Regions from separate parts of the Homo sapiens genome. Here region 1 is linked to region 2. Evidence: chromatin contacts called from ENCODE Hi-C or POLR2A ChIA-PET data. All regions are on one chromosome and are shown on one strand. Each heading gives the region's core, a stretch centred on a gene start or an enhancer-like site at or near the end of the contact. The rest is flanking DNA. Distances are from core to core; before and after follow the strand shown. Region 1 overlaps PIK3C2B (phosphatidylinositol-4-phosphate 3-kinase catalytic subunit type 2 beta). Region 2 holds the start of LRRN2-AS1 (LRRN2 antisense RNA 1).

Evidence for each region. A loop is a pair of places that touch in the nucleus more often than their neighbours do. ChIA-PET counts read pairs that join two places held with the same protein, here RNA polymerase II (POLR2A). Pooled maps may share reads with other maps.
Region 1: a loop to region 2 is called in a pooled map, with 4 times the contacts of the local background. The contact joins the enhancer-like site here to the promoter of LRRN2-AS1 in region 2. A Hi-C loop is called at or near these places in 1 of 168 maps with a recorded cell type or tissue (OCI-LY7), 2 of 37 single-sample maps with no recorded cell type and 10 of 50 pooled maps. POLR2A ChIA-PET finds 5 or more read pairs at or near these places in 7 of 52 experiments (B cell, OCI-LY7, PC-3 and 3 more).

Annotation. Positions count from the first base shown.
Region 1 is chr1:204,450,813-204,454,652 of GRCh38, reverse strand. The region is part of intron 12 of PIK3C2B (phosphatidylinositol-4-phosphate 3-kinase catalytic subunit type 2 beta); the gene reads left to right. Among named protein-coding and RNA genes, the nearest start is that of PPP1R15B, 41 kb to the right of the region's middle. RefSeq lists an enhancer at 1,416-1,525. Within about 2 kb of position 1,377, at least 9 of the 41 ENCODE cell types and tissues checked have a DNase peak (open chromatin) inside an H3K27ac peak, as active enhancers do; they include B cell, where a contact is called at or near this core.
Region 2 is chr1:204,561,963-204,565,775 of GRCh38, reverse strand. It overlaps LRRN2-AS1 (LRRN2 antisense RNA 1), which reads right to left and starts at 1,605. Exons shown (of 13, transcript XR_007066814.1): 1 at 490-1,605. It also overlaps the pseudogene RNA5SP74.

The DNA of each region.
Region 1 (3,840 bases), core at 128-2,627, 110 kb after region 2:
GGCTTCAGTGCCCAGGCCACTGTAGACCTGCTCAGCCTCTGAAATATCCCTGGGGCCAGATAACTAGTCCAGGACTAATGATAAAACCAGGCTCCTTGTTAACCCTAACTGGACAAGTCATTCAACCTCTTGAGTCTCCACTTCCCTGACTCTTTTTTTTTTTTTTTTTTTGAGAGGCAGCCTCGCTTTGTTGCCCAAGCTGGAGTGCAGTGGTGCGATCTCGGCTCACTGCAAGCTCTGCCTCCTGGGTTCACGCCATTCTTCTGTCTCAGCCTCCCGAGTAGCTGGGACTACAGGCGCCCGCCACCACGCCCAGCTAATTTTTTGTATTTTTAGCAGAGATGGGGTTTCCATGTGTTAGCTAGGATAGTCTCGATCTCCTGACCTCGTGATCTGCCCGCCTCGGCCTCCCAGAGTGCTGGGATTACAGGCGTGAGCCACCACGCCTGGCCTCCACTTCCCTGACTCTTAAAGGAGCCAAGTATAATTACCACTTCTCAAGTTGTCATGAGGATCCAATGAGAAGTATCTATAAAGGCTCTTTGTAAACCATAAAAAACATATAAATTTTAGTTGTTGACCAGGCGCGGTGGCTTACGCTTGTAATCCCAGCGCTTTGGGAGGCCGAGGCGGGCGGATCACCTGAGGCAGGGAGTTCAAGACCAGCCTGACCAACATGGAGAAACCTCGTCTCTACTAAAAAAAATACAAAATAGCCGGGCATGGTGGCGCATGCCTGTAATCCCAGCTACTAGGGAGGCTGAGGCAGGAGAATCGCTTGAACCCGGGAGGTGGAGGTTGTAGTGAGCTGAGATCGTGCCATTGCACTCCAGCCTGGGCAACAAGAGCGAAATTCTGTCTCAAAAAAAAAAAAATTAAATGTTAGTTGTTAATTTTAATAATACTTTATTTTTTGATCTTGTCTCCCTTAAAGAGTTTAACTAGTTGGAGGGCTTCTCATCCTCTCCCTTCTTCCCTCAGTTCCTGTAGACTATGGAGAGGAGACTGTGCTTTTCCCTTTATATATAGAGAAGGGAGGGTTGTCTAGAGAAAGAATATTGAGCTTGGATTCCCAGGAGTGAGCCTCTATTTCTAGCTCTGTCTCGAATACTACTTTCTCTCTATTCTTTCTGTGCCTCATTTTTTCAAACTGAGAAATGGGGACATTGGTTTCACTCAGAGGCAGTTATGGCGTCGAGATGAGATAGGTGGGTTATAAATATAAATATGAAACCAAAAGCACAAGGTAATATTAATCACCACATGTAAACAATAATTTGGTGTCGGGAAGGTAGGCGTCAGCCAAGCAAAGCAGGAAGGAAACGGAGGAGAGGGTGCCTTGCTTGAATGGGGGCACCGCAGGGGTTTTCCTGCCCTGTGCTTCATCTGTGCTATGCTCTACCTTCCTTCCAGTCAGTCAGAAAATCCCCTGTTTGCTGCCCCCGGCTTTGCTTCCCCACACTGACTATATTAGAGTCCTCATTTGCAGAGCAGCACTGCAAGCTAAGTATTTGTAGCACAGATTAAAGAGACTGAGGAGGGTCCTGGGGAGGCCGAGGATGCAAAATAGGTAGATGAAGAATCTGGAGATGCTGGAAGAGGTGGGTCCTTTTACAGATGGACAACTGGGAAAATGGACCCTTTCTCATGCCCTTCACACTTAGGTAATTCTTAGAGCAATAAAGGTGTATATGGCTGGGCACGATGGCTCACACCTGTAGTCTCACCGTACTTTGGGAGGACAAGGCGGGATAATCACTTGAGATCAGGAATTTGAGACCAGCCTGGGCAACACAAAGAGGCCTTATCTCTACTAAAAAATTATTTTAAATGAGCTGAGTGTGGTGGCGTGCATCTGTAGTCCTAGCTACTTAAGAGGCTGAGGTGGGAGAGTCACTTGAGCCTGGGAGGTCGAGGCTGCAGTGAGCCATGATCACACCACTGCACTATAGCCTGGGCAACAGAGTGAGACCCTATCTTAAAAAAAAAAAAAAAAAAAAAGGACATGGGGTGTGCATTAAAGGTCCTCAAGCAAACAACTGCCAGGACAGGAGAAACTCCTTGCAGGCAGAGGATAGCTGCATTAAATGGCCCTTGAGTTCCACCATTCCCTTGGGATTTTTTGGTCACAATTACTGCTGCTGTCAAGAGAAGGGGTGCCAGCCTGGGCAACAAGGGAGACCCAATCTCTACAAAAAATACAAAAAATTAGCCAAGTGTGGTGGCATACACCTGTGGTTCCAGCTACTTAGGAGGCTGAGGTGGGAGAATCACTTGAGCCTGGGAGGTCAAGGCTGCAGTGAGTATCCAGCCTCGGCAACAGAGCGAGACCCTGTCTCAAAAAAAAAAAAAAAAAAAAAAAAAGGGTGCTGCACAGTGTTCTGGCCCAGGAGGAACTTTAAAAAATTGGCCTTAAACCCTTTACTCATACAGTATCAGAGGTAGAGAGGCAGCCCAGCCTGCCCCATGAGTTTCATTTTGTTCCCTGAGATCCCCACCTTGAATTTTAAAGGGGCAGTCCCCTGCCTAGCGCCTTGTGAAGGGCACTATCTTGCACTGTCCATCCAGAAGCCCCGAATGAGACTTCTTGGCCCTTCATGGTCAAGACCAGGACATTTGGGGGAAGGCGTGCCAGCGTTCAGAGGACAGTCTTTGGGCCAGTCATTCTCTCCTTCCTACTGTAGTTGCAGCCTGGGGCAGGTCTTTCAACCTAGAATGGTAGCGATAATAGGGCCTACCCTACAGGATTGTTTGAGGAGCAGTTAGGACACTGTAAATAAAGTACTTGGCACAGGCTTCTTAGCTGGGGAGCCCTCTTGGTTTTGGTTTCTCTGTTCCAAGTGACTGACAGACTGGCTGATACATGGGGATACGTGCGCATGAAAATACTATCTGTATAAGCCAGTGCCAGTGCAGTAACCACAGCATCACATAGCAAAAAGTACACAGTCTGCACACACATCATGCAAGTGAAGCTATGTTCCCCTTTTCCCTGATGAGAAACTGAGGCACAGAGATGGGAATTAAGTTGCCCAGGATTGTGAGTGGCAGAACCGGGACTGGAGCCAACCAGCACATTCCAGGAATCCTTCCTGGAGGAGGCAGCCTGTGTGATATGAGGTTGTTGAATGGGCTGCAGGAAGGAGAGGGGCTTCTCAGGGAGGAAGGTAAGGGCTGCAGCCAACATAATGGTTATCCTGACCAGCCCTGGGTGAAGATCTGTGGGAGAGGTTGTGGAATACCAGATATACCCAAGGACTGAAGGGAAGAGGGCCTTGGCTGGCTCTGGTTTCACTCATAAAGTCTTCTCACTCCCCTTTTCCTTAAGACACGAAGCTGGAAGCTTCTTCCTTGGGTGAAAAGAAAGGGCTCAGGACCAGCTCCCTCTCCCCTTTGCTATGGGGTCAGCTGATTCTCTGCCCCACTGTAGCGGTCCAGGGATCAGCTAACTCTCAAAATAGGCTCAGCAGCCGTGCTTTGTCACCTCCAGCCAAGCCCTGGCCTGGCATGTCTGCTGGCTGCTGGAGGGGCCCTAATTATAGCTGTGGGCCCCCAGGGTAGAGGCAGCTGGGACAGAGCAGGGCTCTGCCAGTCTGTGGTGGGCTGGAGGGAGTGCCTCACTTAGGTGGAGATTCCTCTGGAGGACAGCGGTGGAGGCAGGCTGCTTTATCATGAAACTGCCAACCTTGGGGGTGGCCGCCCTGCCTCTGCGCCCTCTGGCATAGAAGTTGCTGGGCCCTGGGCTGGCCAGGAGGGTGTGACAGTATGGACTTTGGCCCAGGGACAGCTTCCCCGAAAGGTAACGTGGGTCCTCCCTGCCTTTCCACAGCTCCCCTCCCC
Region 2 (3,813 bases), core at 356-2,855:
TGGCAATCCTAATTCATTGCCAAGAATTCCAGGAATGCTGATGGTCAGGTTTTCAAACATAGACAAACTGTCATGCACACTCACACTCACACAAAAAGAAAAGACAAAGAAGAAAGTAGATGCAATTTTCTCCAAAATGTATCCCCTACGAAGGTAGCAGCTTTACCCAGTTTTGAGCATTGTACTTTGCTGGAGTTTAAGATTTCCCAGTTTAGGGCACTGGAAAGTTCGAGTCTCTTTACCTTGAATCAAAAGCATAGCTTATTTCCCACTAGTGATTCTCTTAGAGGTTAATGATGAAGGGGAACAAGCCCTAGACTGAGAGGGGGCAAGAGCTGGTTACCAGACCAAAGGTGTGAATTGGCCATGTGATACTTGATATCACATCTGTTGTTGTAAAGTAAGGGTGTTCAAGAAAGTGATCCTTAAGGCTATAAAAGATATTTTTTTGCACCCCTTGCCCTAAACTTAAAATAAGTGCTCACTCACCTCTCCCTTCTTTTCTCCACTCTTGCAAGGTTTTCCGTGTATGTATGTGTCAGAAATATTGGAGTATCTGCCTAAGCCTAGTAAAACAAAACAAAAATCCATTCTCATCCCCATGATGCTTTCATAATCTTGTCCTTAACCATTTCCCACTGTTCCTCTTCCTCTCCCCAAACCTTTCCCCCTTAGCCTTAGACTTCAGCAGTGGTTCTCAGAATGTGGTTTCTAGGCCGGAAACATCAGCATCACCTGGGAACTTGATAGAAATGCAAATGCTTGGACCGCATGCAGACCTACGTTACTGAAACCTCTGGGTGAGGCCCAACAACCTGTCAAACACCGTCAGACCTGTCAAACTGTTTGCTCAAGTTTGAGAGCCACTGTTCCAGATCAGGGTTCTTAATCTAGGGTCCACAGATGGTTCTAGGAAGTCTAAATGTTTTTTGAATTTGCATATAACATTTTGCACAAGTACATGCCCTTTTTCTGGAGACAAGTTCTCAAAGCAGTCAACTCTTGACTCCAACTACACTATCATTCTGTTTCTTTCTTTCTTTTTTTTTTTCTTTTTGAGACAGTTTTGCTCTTGTCGCCCAGGCTGGAGTGCAATGTCTTGATTTCCACTCACTGCAACCTCCGCCTCCTGGGTTCAAGCGATTCTCCAGTCTCAGCCTCCTGAGTAGCTGGGATTACAGGTGCCCACCACCACGCCCAGCTAATTTTTGTATTCTTAGTAGAGATGGGTTTCACCATGTTGGCCAGGCTGGTCTCAAACTCCTGACCTCAGGTGATCCGCCCACCTCCGGCCTCCCAAAGTGCTGGGATTACAGGTGTGAGCCACCGCACCCGGCCTATCACTCTGTTTCATAAACAACTTCCTGCCTACATCTGCAAACTCTTCTTTCCTCCTCTTCTTTGCCTTAAAAGATACCTGGCTTTCCCTCCAAAGGATCTTGGTGGTCACTTTCCCATACCTCATGTGCTTTCAGGATAGGGTATGGGGCCTCCCCAGTACTGCACTCAGACCCCTATTCTTCCACACTTCCAAATCTCTGCATATATATATATACACATATATATATATACACACACACACACATATATATACACACACATATATATATACACATATATATACCAAATCTCTGCATATATATACACACACATACACACACACACACACACACATATACATATATATATTTAGATCTATACTCCCCTTTACTCCTCCTTTACTGCTGTCATCTGCTGACTTTGCTCACACTTTCCCTTGTTCATTACAGACTTTGGGTTCCTACCTCCTACCAGCTTCCTGGATGATAACAACATCACATGAATGACCCATCTAACACCACGGCCTCGTGGGACCTTAACCACTTCATGTCAAAGAATTTCACCTTCACATACTCCAGCCACTCACTCTGTTAGGCCCTGGGAGCTTGCCCTCATCTGGGATGCTCCACCGTATGCCAGTCAGCTTATGCCAAATTACACTGTGGTAACAAACCCCCAAATCTCAATCGCTTGAATTAACAAAAGCTTGTTCCTTTGTCCCTCGCAGGATAGGTACAGCTATGGTCCCTGTTCTCTTCAGTCTTGGAGACAGGTCAAAGGGAGCAGCCCCCATTTTGGGACACACTAGCCTCACGTGGAGGAAAAAGAGCACTGACTTACCCACACAATGGTCCCTAAGCCTCTGCTCAGAATAGCACAGTTCATTTCCACTTGCATCCCATTGGCCAGCCCGCTGCCAGTGGTGCAGGAAGTGCAATCTTTTCCAAGGCCTGGTAGAGAAAAGCTGCGCAGGTTTTGACAGTAATACATCTACCACAGCCTTTGAAGTCCTATTAGATCTTTCTTCCTCTCTCTCTCTCTCAACATAGCGACCTGTCTTTTCAGCTCCTGGTCCTCTCCTCCTACTGTACTATTCTTCAGTTTCAATCAGCCCCCTCCTGGAAATGACAATAGATAACATTTACTGAACACTTAGTAGGTTCTATCTTGACATCTATTATCTCGTGAGTCATTGAGAGCTTAGAGAAGTTAGCCTGTCTTCACCTCATTCTGTCTTCTAGGTTAGAACCATTACTTCGCCTATGAGGAAAACAGAAGAACCAGATAGAACTGAGAGGCCAGGTCAGGGCCATAAATGTGTGACACCAATCTGCAGGTTGTGTGATGTTTCTCCTGTAGTACGCATTGGCTGGCCTCAGTGGTCCTCAACCAGAGGCCATTCTCCCACTTAAGTAATATTTACCAATGTCTGCGGACATTTTTTATTGTCATAATTAGGGGAGTGCTACTGGCATCTAGGGAGCAGAGGCCAAGAATGCTGCTAAACATCTTAGAACACACAGGACAGCCCCCATCACAGAATTCTTCAATCCAAAATGTCAACAGTCCTGAGGCTGAAAAGCCCTGGTCTGCAAATTGGACAGTCTCAGGCAATTGCCTTGTGGAAATTTTCCTACTCTGTTCTCTCCCCTATTCTCCAGAATACCTGTTCCAGACCTGCTCCACTCTCTTCAAACTCTTATCCCAACCACCATCTCTGCTGTATGGCTGGAGGCTCTGGGAGGCCGGTGGAAGGCGCAGCAGGGCAGACCGGCGGTGCTTGGGCGTAGAAGGGGAGAGCAGTCCGACCGCAGGCGAGCAGCTCAGGGGTCCCCAGTCCGAGCCCCACGACCCTGGGGTGGCAGTGACGCCTGGAGTCGGGCGGGCGTGGCTGGGCCGGGCTCTTGAAGAGGCAGCCAGGCACCACCATTAGTGTCTACGGCCATACCACCCTGAACACGCCAGATCTCGGAAACTAAGCAGGGTCGGGCCTGGTTAGTACTTGGATGGGAGACCGCCTGGGAATACCTGGTGCTGTAGGCTTTTTGGCTCCCTCCCTCCTTTTGTCTCCGAGCTTCCCAACTGCCCCCTGACTCTGCTCCCCCTTTTCCGCCCGCCTGTGTACCCCGCGGTAGCCCAGGACCTCCTCGTGGAGGTCTGCCGCCGCAGCACCGCCAGGCAGCAGCATCCCACCTCTTCCGCCTCACTGCAGCCCCACCAGGAGCTGGCTTCAGCCCTGGCGGGGCAGACCTGGACCTGACCCCGAAAGCGCAGGCGCGGGTTCCCTGCCATCAGGGTGTCTTCCCGTTCCCAGGATGCCCAGGCAATTCAATTCACTCATCTCTCTCTGTCCATGCTTTCAGCGACACTAAACTTTCTAGTTCTTCCCAGATGCCACTGTTTTCTCACCTCAAGACCTTGGCATGTTTCCTCCTAACTACGGCACTTTTCCCTTCCTCTCCTAACTCCTAACCTTCCTTTAATCTCAGCTCA